Regions from separate parts of the Homo sapiens genome. Here region 2 is linked to region 1. A link is a contact called in ENCODE Hi-C or POLR2A ChIA-PET data. All regions are on one chromosome and are shown on one strand. Each heading gives the region's core, a stretch centred on a gene start or an enhancer-like site at or near the end of the contact. The rest is flanking DNA. Distances are from core to core; before and after follow the strand shown. Region 1 holds the start of FAM131C (family with sequence similarity 131 member C). Region 2 holds the start of CLCNKA (chloride voltage-gated channel Ka).

The links. Hi-C counts contacts between places; a loop is a spot of excess contacts on that map. ChIA-PET counts read pairs that join two places held with the same protein, here RNA polymerase II (POLR2A). Pooled maps may share reads with other maps.
Region 2: a loop to region 1 is called in a map of uterus, with 4 times the contacts of the local background. The contact joins the promoter of CLCNKA here to the promoter of FAM131C in region 1. A Hi-C loop is called at or near these places in 10 of 168 maps with a recorded cell type or tissue (A673, Caco-2, GM11168 and 6 more), 4 of 37 single-sample maps with no recorded cell type and 5 of 50 pooled maps. POLR2A ChIA-PET finds 5 or more read pairs at or near these places in 3 of 52 experiments (Panc1, activated T-cell and naive thymus-derived CD8-positive, alpha-beta T cell).

Annotation. Positions count from the first base shown.
Region 1 is chr1:16,071,387-16,076,828 of GRCh38, reverse strand. FAM131C (family with sequence similarity 131 member C) reads left to right here and starts at 3,178. Exons shown (of 7, transcript NM_182623.3): 1 at 3,178-3,408. The coding sequence starts at 3,387. RefSeq lists an enhancer at 2,416-2,915 and a silencer at 3,124-3,283.
Region 2 is chr1:16,019,898-16,025,737 of GRCh38, reverse strand. CLCNKA (chloride voltage-gated channel Ka) reads right to left here and starts at 3,702. Exons shown (of 20, transcript NM_004070.4): 1 at 3,675-3,702; 2 at 3,019-3,125; 3 at 1,810-1,938; 4 at 847-975. The coding sequence starts at 3,118.

The DNA of each region.
Region 1 (5,442 bases), core at 1,929-4,428:
GCCCAGCAGCGGCATGGCAAAGAGGGCCCTGGGGGCGGGCAGTGGAAGGTCACAGGGCAGATGGGCTATGGGGTGAACTGGGAAAGGACAGTGTGGCCCCGGGGAGGACAACCACACAGCTCAGAGCTGTCTGGACATCGTCTACTTCAGCAGAATTCCAAGGTGAATGTGAGCGTGCAAGGAGAGCCACCGGCCCTGCGTGGCCTGGTCTCAGGCTGGTGCCAGGGCTGGGCTGAGAGGCAGGAGACCTGGGTTCTAGTCCCCGCTCTACCACTGATTTGCTGTGTGACCTTGGGCAAGCCCCTGCCCCTCTCTGAGTGCCAATGTGTACAAGGAGAGGATTGAGTCAATGTGGAACTGACCAGCATGAACACCAGAGGCTGGAGAGCCAGATCTCCAGCCCAGCCACATCTCTGAGTGGGTCAGCAAGGGACCCTAGGTGGGGCCACTGCCTTGCCCTGCCCTCCTGTCCCTGGCTTAGGCTAAATGGGGCACAGTGGGGTGACCAGGCATCCTCTCCCCTGTGAGCTGCCCTGTCGTCTTCTCAAGTGTCCCTCTCCCTGTCCCATCTACCCCCAAAGCTGTCAGGCTGCCAGCAGGGAGCATCAGCTGCCATGACGGAGCATCCTGCGTCATAGTGAGTCAGAGCCCTCCTTCCAAGCCAGATCCAGTCACTCCGTGACAGGAAGAAGAGAAGGACACCACTGCCTTTACAAGCCCAGGCCACACAGGACGGGACCCCAGAGCCTGGCACAGGCAGATCCGCCTTTCCTTCTCCACACAAGGGCAGGCACACACCTGGCACCAGGGCATCCAAGGTGATAGCAGGCTGTCCTTTCTGAGCCACCCTCTCCAAGGCCAGACCTGGAGGGTACAGTTAGGGGGGCTCTGAGCAACTGTGACTGAATACAGCGCTGACTCAAGGATTGGCACATTTGTCTTGTTCACACTGGCACACAGTAGGTGCTTTATATGCATCTGTTGAACGGAAGTTCTCAGACTTCCCTGTGGCTGTCGGGAAGCTGTGGTGGAGTAATAACACATCATACCTGTTTGTGTTCACTATCACTATTATTTATTTTTAGTCCTAAGTTGAGTACCTACTACGTGCCAGTGATTTTGCATATATTAATTTCATCAGCCCTCACAGCAATCCCACGAGGTGGGATTTTTACCCTAAGTTAACAGATGAAAAATCTGAGACTCAGAGAGGCGAAGCAACTTACCCAAGGTCGCACAGCTTGTGTGAGCTAAGCCCTCATTCACCCAGGTCTGCTGACACCAGGGCCAGGCACAGAACCGCTCTCCACCCGGACTTTACTGGGCAGAGAGCACCTAGCTTAGAGAAAGAGAAAGAAGTCAGCACCCACTCCCTGGCTCAGCTGCTCTGGCAGTGCGCCCTGGCCCAGATCCTGCCCCTTGAGAGGCCTCCAGCCCTATCCCACGCTGCTGCCTCAAACCTTATTCATTCTTTTTTTTTTTTTTTTTTTTTTTTGAAACAGAGTCTCACTCTGCCGACCAGGCTGGAGTGTAGTGGCACGATTTCGGCTCACTGCAACCTCCACTTTCCCGGGTTCAAGCAATTCTCCTGCCTCAGCCTCCCGAGTAGCTGGGATTACAGGCTTGTGCCACCACACCTAGCTTTTTATTTATTTATTTATTTTGAGATGGAGTTTCTCTCTTGTAGCCCAGGCTGGAGTGCAGTGGCATGGTCTTGGCTCACTGTACCCTGGGTTCAAGCAACTCTCCTGCCTCAGCCTCCTGAGTAGCTGGGATTACAGGCGCCCACCACCACCATGCCTGGCTAATTTTTGTATTTTTAGTAGAGACGGGGTTTCACCATGTTGGCTAGGCTGGTCTCAAACTCCTGACCTCAGGTGATCCGCCCACCTCGGCCTCCCAAAGTGGTGTGATTACAGGCATGAACTACTGTGCCAAGCCCACACCCAGCTAATTTTTTATATTTTTGGTAGAGACGGAGTTTCACCATATTGGCCAGGCTGGTCTCGAACTCCTGACCTCAAGTGATCTGCCTGCCTTGGCCTCCCAAAGTGCTGGGATTACAGGCGTGGGCCACCGCGCCTGGCCCCTCCTTATTCATTCTTCAAAACATTTCTCTGCTGCCACCAGTGAACCTGGCTGCCTCAACTGGAAAACAGACACAAGAGTGCCTGCCCTGCCTGATGCACAGGTGGGCATGAAGGAGAGAGCGAGATGCTATGTGTGAGTGAGGGTCTCAGACACTGACATTGAGTGCTGTGTGCATGGGAAATTTTGCTAAAGGATCTTCACACCTCAGGAGCTGGGATGTGTGTGTGTGTGTGTGTGTGTAAATGCAAGCGTGCTTCAATGTGAGTGTATAACTGTCATTGTGTGGGTGTGAGTGGGTATGTACACATGGGAGACTGTGTATTCATGTGTAGGTATGTGAGTGTGTGTGCGTGTATGTAAATGCAAGTGTGCATATATATGTGTGTGTATGACCATCAGTGTGTGAATGAGGGGTATGTACACATGGGAGAGTGTGTGTGTAGGTACGTGCGAGTAAGTGTGAATGACTACAGAGGCCGTCCAGGGCTGGGGAAAAAAACCTGTGCCTCAGTTTACTCTGCCCTAGACAAGCCCTGAGAGGCAGCCTTGCCCCCCTCTTCAACCATCGCTGGAGACCCTTCATCCCGCCGCCAGGCCACCAGCGCACTATCTACCCGCACTCTCTCTACCCCACCTCTGGGCATATATTATTTTGCATATGTTAATTTCAATAGCTCTGAATGAGGCGCTGACAGTCAAAAGTCGCTGAACTCACAGCTTAGGGCTCTCAGGCAAGGCCTCTAACTTCTGCGAGCCTCACTTTCATCCTCTAAAAATAGGCCCAATGGAACTGTTGTTCTTGCGCGCACCCCTCCTCGCTCCCAAGCCTTCGTGCCCAGTCGTCGTTGGTGTGGTTAAATTCATGTTGTTTACTTTGTGCCCCAAATGCCAGGAGTCTCCCCGCCCCCTCTGTCCCCTTCCCTGACCTTCAGCCCGGGCAACCCCAGGAGGTGGGGGAGCCCCGAAGGGACAGAGATGGCCCTCCCGCGCGCTGCGGCCACAGGTGTGCCCGAGCCTCCCGGCTGCGCTCCCCCGGGCCCCGCCCGCCGCGCCCCGCGGTGTCGCCCTCCCCTGGCAGCGGCGGGCACTGCGCGGGAGGCGGCGGCGCGAGGCGAGCCGGGCGCGGCGGCAGCAGGGACGACCCAGGCTGGAGCTGAGGCCGAGCTGAGGGCGCCCGAGCCCCCCGCCCCGCCCGTCCTCTGGCTCCGCAGCGCTCAGCCCCGGGCCCGCGGAGACATGAACGCCCCGCGGCCCCACGCACCCCGGGCGCAGCGGCCCGGCCCCGCGGCCCCGTGATGGGCTCCTGCGTGTCGCGAGGTGAGGGGGCCCGGCCGGGGGCGGGGGGATCGGGTGCCGGGGACCCGCGCAGTCCCCTCGCCGCTCGGAGACCTGGGGGATGGGGCTGGCGACCCGCCCTTCACGGCCCCGCCGCACCCCTGGGGACGCGGCGTCCTGAGGGGGACAGAGCTAGGGACGGTAGGGGGCGGGGGCAGCGCAGAGAGCGCACGTGCAGAGGTCACCGCATCCCCGCCCCAGTTTGCAGCCCCGCAGGTGACACGAAGCAGGGTCCCGTGCCGTGCCGCGCTCTCATCCCTACAGCCACACACCCCCTGCCGGGTGCCTGGGAACCAGCTCTGGTTCTTCCTGGCTTCCCGGAGGAACTGCGGGCACCGGGAGAACTAGCAGACCCTCCCTTTCCCACCCCTCCCCAAGACACAGGTCTTACCAGCTCACCCCCACAGCCCCTTCCCACGTCTTACCGGGTGCCCCCATCTGCAGAGCCCCTGAACCCTGTTGGCAGGAAAGGGTTAATGGTGGGGCACAGGTTATAAAGAAGGTTCCCCTGCCCCCTAATCCTCCTCCCCACCCCCATCCTTGGACAGGGGACAGAAGGGCCAGAGCACAGCTGATGTTCCCAGTTACCCCTGGGCCTTTCTCTCTGTGTCTGACCTGTCACCCTCCACTCTCCCCCACGTGGTACCCAAGGAGGTGGAGGGGACCTGCCCTTGCCTGGGGGCCCAGGGCAGGCCCCAGCCTCTTCTATCTGTGAGGAGGGGACACACAGTCTTGCACAGAGATTGGGGGATGGGCAGTTTGGTCTTTGGAGCCCCCTACCTCCACCCCCACCCATCACCACCAGCTTTCCAACAGGCTGTTGGGCAACATTTTAGACAAGCGATTGGGCTGAGCCCTTCTCCCACCTTGGTCTGTTCACCCCACAGTGGGATCAGGGGGGTGTGACTGGGAGTGGGGGTGGCTTTGGCCTTGGTTCAGGCTCTGCAGGCTGAGGCCAAACCCACTGACCACCACCACACCCATCACCCCTAGTAGCTTACCCAGAATAGAGGGGACCTTGTCCTGGGGGTATTGAGCAAGGAGCACAATGACCTTCCCCCATCCTCTGGACTCGAAGGGCTTCTGCTCAGGAGTTCCTGTGGGCATTCAGGTAAGTGGCTCAGGATGTCTCTGGGAGGTATCGGGGTGGAATCCCGGCTGGGGAAGGGGAAGGTACAGGGTCAGGCTGTGTGGGGTTCCTTTACTTATCCATGCATTAAGCTGATATTAACATGATAGCTGCCGTGTGCCAGGCACCGTGTGCATGCTGGGCATCCAGCAGCAAGGAACCCAGCACAGCACCTGGTACGGGAGGCCTGCAGCCTAGCGGGAGGGGAAGGAAGTTTGAAGAGTGAGGAGTGCTGAGGGTTCTTTAGGAGCACCAGGCTCCAGAAACCCCAAAGGTTCTAGGCAGTCTCTGGCTGGGGCCAGCTCCAGGTGGAGGGGATCTGAGTGTTTCCTCAGTGTCCCTTCCCCTTCACTTGGCCACCCCATATCAGGCACCTTGGGGTCCCAGCCCAGAAGGACTGGCCTTTGAGCTGAGAACCCACTGAGCATGGGACAGAGGCCGGGGAGGAAGAGACGCCTGCTAAGGTCACCCTGAGAGGCTGGGGCCCAGGTCCTCTGACCCCACACCTGGGGCTCCCTCCACCGCCCCCTCTGCCAGGGCTCTTTGGGGCCACAGCAGCCAAGATACGCTCTCTCCACCCTTCCTTCTGCAGCCTGGGCTTCCTCAGCGCCCCCCAGATCTAATTGTATAGTCCAGCCTTGTCCCCCTCCTGAGAGGACGGGGCCCCTGGCAGTCTCAACATGCATCCAGGAAAGTTGGGTTGAGGTGAAAGGAATATGGGGAGCCATGTGGGCAGGGGACAGCCAGGGTCCCAGAGACTCTGGGTGGCTGCATCACTGACCCACCCTGCCCTCTCCTTATCACTGATGCTCTCCGAGTGCATACTAGTCTGAAAGTTTTAGGCAGATAAAGCTAGTTTGGGTTATATATGAACACAGTCCCTATCT
Region 2 (5,840 bases), core at 2,453-4,952, 52 kb after region 1:
CATAACTCTACCCGCACGGTGTTTTCACATTATGATTTTTTTTTTTCCTTTGAGACAGGGTATCACCCTATTGTCCAGGCTGGAATGCAGTGGTTCGATCTCGGCTCATTATAACCCCGACTTCCTCAGGCTCAAAAGTGATCCTCCCACCTCAGCCTTCCAAGTAGCTGGGACTACAGGCAGGCACCACCACACCTGGCTAACTTTTTGTTGTGGTGGTTGTTTTTTATTTTTTGTAGAGATGGGGTTTCACCATGTTGTCCAAGCTGCTCTTGAACACCTGGGATCAAGTGATCCACCCACCTCCCAAAGTGCTGGGATTATAGACTGAGTCACTGCACCTAGTCCTATTATGATCACGCAGAACCCTCAGAGGTTAGGATGCATAAACTCATTTTGCAGATTTGGATGCTAGAGTCAGAGAGGAATGCGAGTTGTCCACGTTCCTCCCACTGGGACTGGCAGATGGCTGTGTCAGGATGGGGGAGCTCTGAACAGAACCTCAGGCCACCACTGAGTGAGCCTGGAGCTCCCCTCTGCTGGCCTGGAGCTGGAGGAAGGGCTGAGTGGCCTGAGGGAGCGGCACCTCCTCCATGGGCCCCTTCCTGGCACCAGCACAGGCCCCACAGGGCAATCTCCTTCCAAGGAGCCCTTGGAAAGCGAGTAGGGCCAGCAGTGACCCAAGAGTCAAGATCTGGCCTTCTTGCTGTGTGCCTTCAGGCAAGCCACATAACTCTTCTGGGCTTGAGAAATGAGGCTGCAGCTTCCCGATTCCCCCCATCAGAAGCCCCCTGGGATCTGAGAAGGTTTTGGCACTGGGGACTGGCATGGCGACCGTGGACTCACCTCCAGAGGAGGGCGTGATGCTCTGGGAGAAGCCTGAGGAGAAAGAGACGAGGGCCACAGGGTACACAGTCCAGGAAAGATACCGGAGCAGGTGGCTGTCCCCAATCTCCCTGTACAGCCACTGGTGTGCTGGGGACAGCCGCGTATCAGGGAGGCACCCACAGCCTCTGCAGCCCTCAGGGCCAGACACTGTGGTGCCCACTTACTGACCAGGAAATGGAGTCACGAAGAGGGGAGGACCAGGCCACAGAGTGAGGTGCAGACCCCCAAGAAAAGGCAGGAGTACGACCCTGGGTCCATATCCCAGGTTTACCACTGCCTAGCTGAGTGACCTTGGGCAAGCCACTCAGCCTCTCTGAGCCTCAGTTTCCCCATCTGCCAAGTGGGCTAGTGATTGGCTCTTCCTCACAGGCTCATTGAAGACTAAAGACATTAAAGACTAAAGGGCCACTGAGAACTACATGACACAGGTGTGAAGCACCAAACACCGTAACACCATAGTAGGTGCTGCTTCTGGCAGCTGAGGGTCTCCAGAGAAAGTGTCTTAGACCCTTCCTGCCCACACCCCCTCTTCCAGGGAGGCCTCAGGGTGGAGGCAGGCTGCTGAGGGAGCAGGGGGAAGACTCCAAGTTTGGTGATCTAGGCAAGTGTCCCCACTCCTGCCCCAAGGCACGGAGGAGGGAAGGAGAAGGAACGGGGTGGCTGGAAGAGGAGCCAGAGAGCTCAGAGGAGGAAGGGCTCTTGGGAATATTCAGGTCTCTCTTCCTTGTGCGGCTGAGGAGACTGAGGCCCAGAGAGGGGCAGGAGCCTGCCCAGGATCACAGAGCAAATCAGGAGTAGAGCCAGAGCCCTCCCCGCACCCAGGTCCGTCCCTGCACCGCTGCACTTGGTGGCCCATCTGGTATCCCCAGAGCGTGCCTAGAATCCCTTGGCCCAGAGCAGCACCTGCCAGGGAAGAGTTACCTCGGACCACACACCCGATGGCAAAGTTCATGGCATAGCTGACCAGGGCCATGAGCACCCCGAGGGTCATCAGGAAGTACCAGTCTTCTCCCAGGCGGAACACCTTCTGCTTTAGCCACTCCAGGCCACCTGGGGCAGGGTATCGGAGTCCCAGCTTATGTTGGGGCAAGGGGCACAGACAGCCCCTTCCCTGGAGGTCTGCTTGGCTCCAGGCAGGGAGGACCCTGGTAGTTGAGTCTGGGGTAGTCCTGAGGGGGCCCCGCCTGAGTCAGAGAGGAATGCAAGTTGTCCACGTTCCTCGCACTGGGACTGGCAGATGGCTGTGTCAGGATGGAGGAGCCCTGAACAGAACCTCAGGCCACCACTGAGTGAGCCTGGAGCTACCCTCTGCTGGCTTGCCTCACACTGGGGGCTGGGCAGGATTTGTGGCAGGTGACAGTGGTGGCACAGTGGATGCCAGGACTGCTGCCCCTGCCAGAAGGCCTTTGACCTGTCCACTCTCCCCACCCGTGCCTGTACTGGGAGGTTCCTGGGGGACAGGGAGTGTGAAGGGGGCTGGCAGCTATAGCTTTCACCTGTATCCCTGCAGGATCCATAGCTTAGAGAGCACCAGGGTCTAGCAGACTTCTGCGTGTCCCAGGGCCTGTGGCGCCAGGTATCCTCTGGGTCCCCAGCAATGCCCCTGGCCCGCTGGCTGCAGCCCAGCCTGGGAGCTGGCCCTCACTGGCTGTGGGCACCAGCCACTGGCACTGCACTTAGTCTCCTTCTGTGGTCCCTACTTGCTCTGCCCCGTAGCTGAGGGGACAGTCAGGTCTCAAAGTGAACAAGGCACATGGGGCTCCAAGGAAGGGTGCCAAGTGCAGGCTGCCCCAGCCCCTTGCTGTGCCCCCAGCTGTCCCAGCAGCTAACCCCCACGTCCCCTCATTGGCACAGGTAGGTGAGGGAGAGGCCTGGGTGGAAGATAGGCACAGTGACCAGGCCTTGGGCTGTATCTCCTGAAAGGCAGAGGGCAGATGCCTGGCCCATCTGACCCACAGACAGCTGGACAGACAGACCCCTTCCCTCCCTGCCACCCAGGAGACTTTGGGCAGTCATGTCCTGGACAAATGACAGGAGGGTGGTTCCTGGGCAGAGAGGTGGGGTGGGAGCCAGGCAGGAATGATGTCCTGAGTGGTCCCCCGCGGGTAGGGAAGAGGACCTGGCTCTCACCTTGGATGGCTCGGCGGATGTGGGGACAGGGGCCCCACAGCTCCTGCAGAGTCACAGGGTCCCCTGAGAAGCCCTCACGCAGCCCCACCAACTCCTCCATCAGGCCCCTGGAGAAGCAGATGGAGGGAAGGACCCGGGTGAGCTGCTGCACGTCCTCGCGCTGCCTCTGGGCCCTTCCAGTGCTCTCCCCACCCAAATGAAGAGGAAGGATTGTGCGTGTGTGTGTGTGTTATCACACTAGGTCTGTGTGTGCCCTCATCCCTGAGGTTCCGTCACTGAGGGTGTGTGCCTGTGTGTGTCATTTTGTGGGATGAGGGTGGGATTCCTAGGTGTCCCCCTGTGTCCAGCAGCAGACTGTGGACACCGCTCCCACCCTCCTGGGTCGCTTGGTGCTTCCACTACTGGGAGCAGTCTCTGCCCAGGGCTGTGACTCTCTCACTGCAGAGTCCCATGGATGGCTCCGACTCTCCCTGCCAATCTCGGAGCACCCTCCTTTCTCCCCGACAGCTCAGGTCACAGAGGCAGGAAAACCCCAGGACCAGAAGGCCTCTGCAAAGCCAAAGTGAGGTGCTGGCTACTGCCCCTACCATCCCCTATGCCCTGCCTGCCTGGCCCTTCCAGGTTCATACTCCAGTCCACGCCCAGAGACCCCTCACCTGTCAGTCCTCCTGCTGCGGCTGAACTGGCCCTCCTCTCACAGAGCCTCCTTTGCTCCCAGCTCCAGTGCACCTGGACAGGTATATGCTCTACCAATCATCACTCTCTCCCTGCCACCCCCCTTCCCCGCCGGCCGGGGTTTACCATGGAGATTAAAAACGTCCTTGACAAACCAACCAGAACTGTGGAGGCCAGAGCTGTGCAGGGCAGAACTGCCAAGAGAGAAGGGGAGCAGGAGCCTCCCCACCCATCACAGCTGCACAGAGGGTGGTGCCCAGCTGTACTCAGGCTCCTGGGTGCTGCTGGACGAGGGCTGGGAAGGGGGAGCTCATGCACACAGCAGGACAGAGAGGGGTCATCTGCCAAGGCTGAGACTCAGGGTCCAGGGGTCTCAGAGCTGGACATGGAAGGTTTGAAAAAGCACAGAGGGAGAGGGGAGGAGGCTGGGAAGGGAAGGAGAAGGCAGGGGGGCAATGGTGAGTGGGGCCAGCATGACCACAGCCTCCCTGTGTGTCAGGTAGAGAGTCAGCCTTCTCCCAGATTAATTACCCTGAGTGCCCACGGAAATCCCACGAGGCAGGCAGCGTGATCCCGTTGTAGAGAAATGGTGTCTCAGGGAGCTGGGGCTGCCTGTCTAAGATCACGGAGGCCGAGGCAGAGCCAGGATTCCCAGCCCAGGTTTGCCTGGCTCCAAAGCCCGCAGGCTGTGCCACACGGTCCCATCCTGATGACCCATCTTGTCCAGGGCTGGCGAGGAGGCCGACACCTGGGGCAAGGCAGTGAATTGGGGTCAGGAACTCGGACTTGATCCTGTGTCCAGACCCTCCAGGCTCAGGAAATGCTTCTCAAAGCACACGTCCAAGGGCCAGCGGCTCTGGTGGGGACTTCTGGGTAATTCCACAGAGTTTGTCCCACCCCAACAGAGGATGGCAGCACAGGTGTGAGGGGACATGGCGAGGAACAAGCACCTGCCGTGTGCCTGCGACGTGTCAGGAGCGTCACATCTGCAGCTCAAGTCCTCCTTCCCACACCCTGTGAATGGGGAGAGCCTCGCCATTTTGTAGATGGTCAGAGAGGTGAGTCACTCATCCAAGGTCACACAGCAGAGGCTGAACCCAGCCCCACACTGTGCAGCTCTTCCCCTGCCCAAAGCTCCTCCAGCTCCTGAGGCTGAACCAGGGCAATGGTTTGGGCACAGAACAGAAGAGTTGTGTCTGATGCCACTTTTGGGCAAGAGGTTGGGGACAATTGCCTCCACTCCCACCCAGACAAAGCCACCCTCTGAAGCTTATGATAGCCCTTGGATGATTGTTAAAATCTGGGACCCTGGGCCACCCTTTGCCCCTAGATGCCAGGCAAGTCAAATCAAAATCAAAGATGTGTGTTGTGGGAGGTGGGATGGGAGTTGCCGCTCTGTATGGACTCGAGCCCACCTTCACCTTGGCCACCCCGACCTGTTGACTCTGCACAGCACCAGAACTGGCTGCCCTGTCAACATCCCGATTTCCAGTGTCTGGTCTGGGGCAGCTGCTGGCTACTGTCCCACAGCCAGCACTGCACGTCCACATCTACCCTCACCCCCCAGCCCTGTGTGCACCAGGAGGCTGAGAAGAGGGCAGCCAGGGTGGCTCAGCAGGATGACCGGTTTGAAGCCAGCACAGCTCTGCTGACCCTAACTCTTTCATCAACTAGAGCCTCAGTTTCCTCTTCTGTATGATGAGGTGAGCCTGGAAGCAGGGGCCTGTCTCTGCCTTATTCATCTCTGAGTCCTTCAGAGCCTAGAACAGTGCCCAGCACCTATTTATAGCAAGGTTTCAATGAATACCTACTGAGTGATGAGGGCTTCATCACTGGCCTATGAGCTGGCTGTGTGGGGAGCTGATGGGAAGAGATGTGAGGTCCCTTCCCCAGATCCCAAATCAAAATCCTGGGGTCCAAGGAAAGGGTCTGTGTTTGTGAAAAGCTCTCCTGGGTGACTGGGATTCAAAGGACTGCATCATCTTTGTAGCTCCTTCTGTCTCTGTGATCTGAAGGTAGAGGCAGGGGAATGTCCTTGATGACCTTTTGAGGTCCCTCTGGGTCAGTGAAGCCAGAGGATCCAGTATTTGTGTGGGTGATGCCTCGGGAAGGGGGAAAAAGGGGAGGAGGAATGGTGGGCGGGGGTG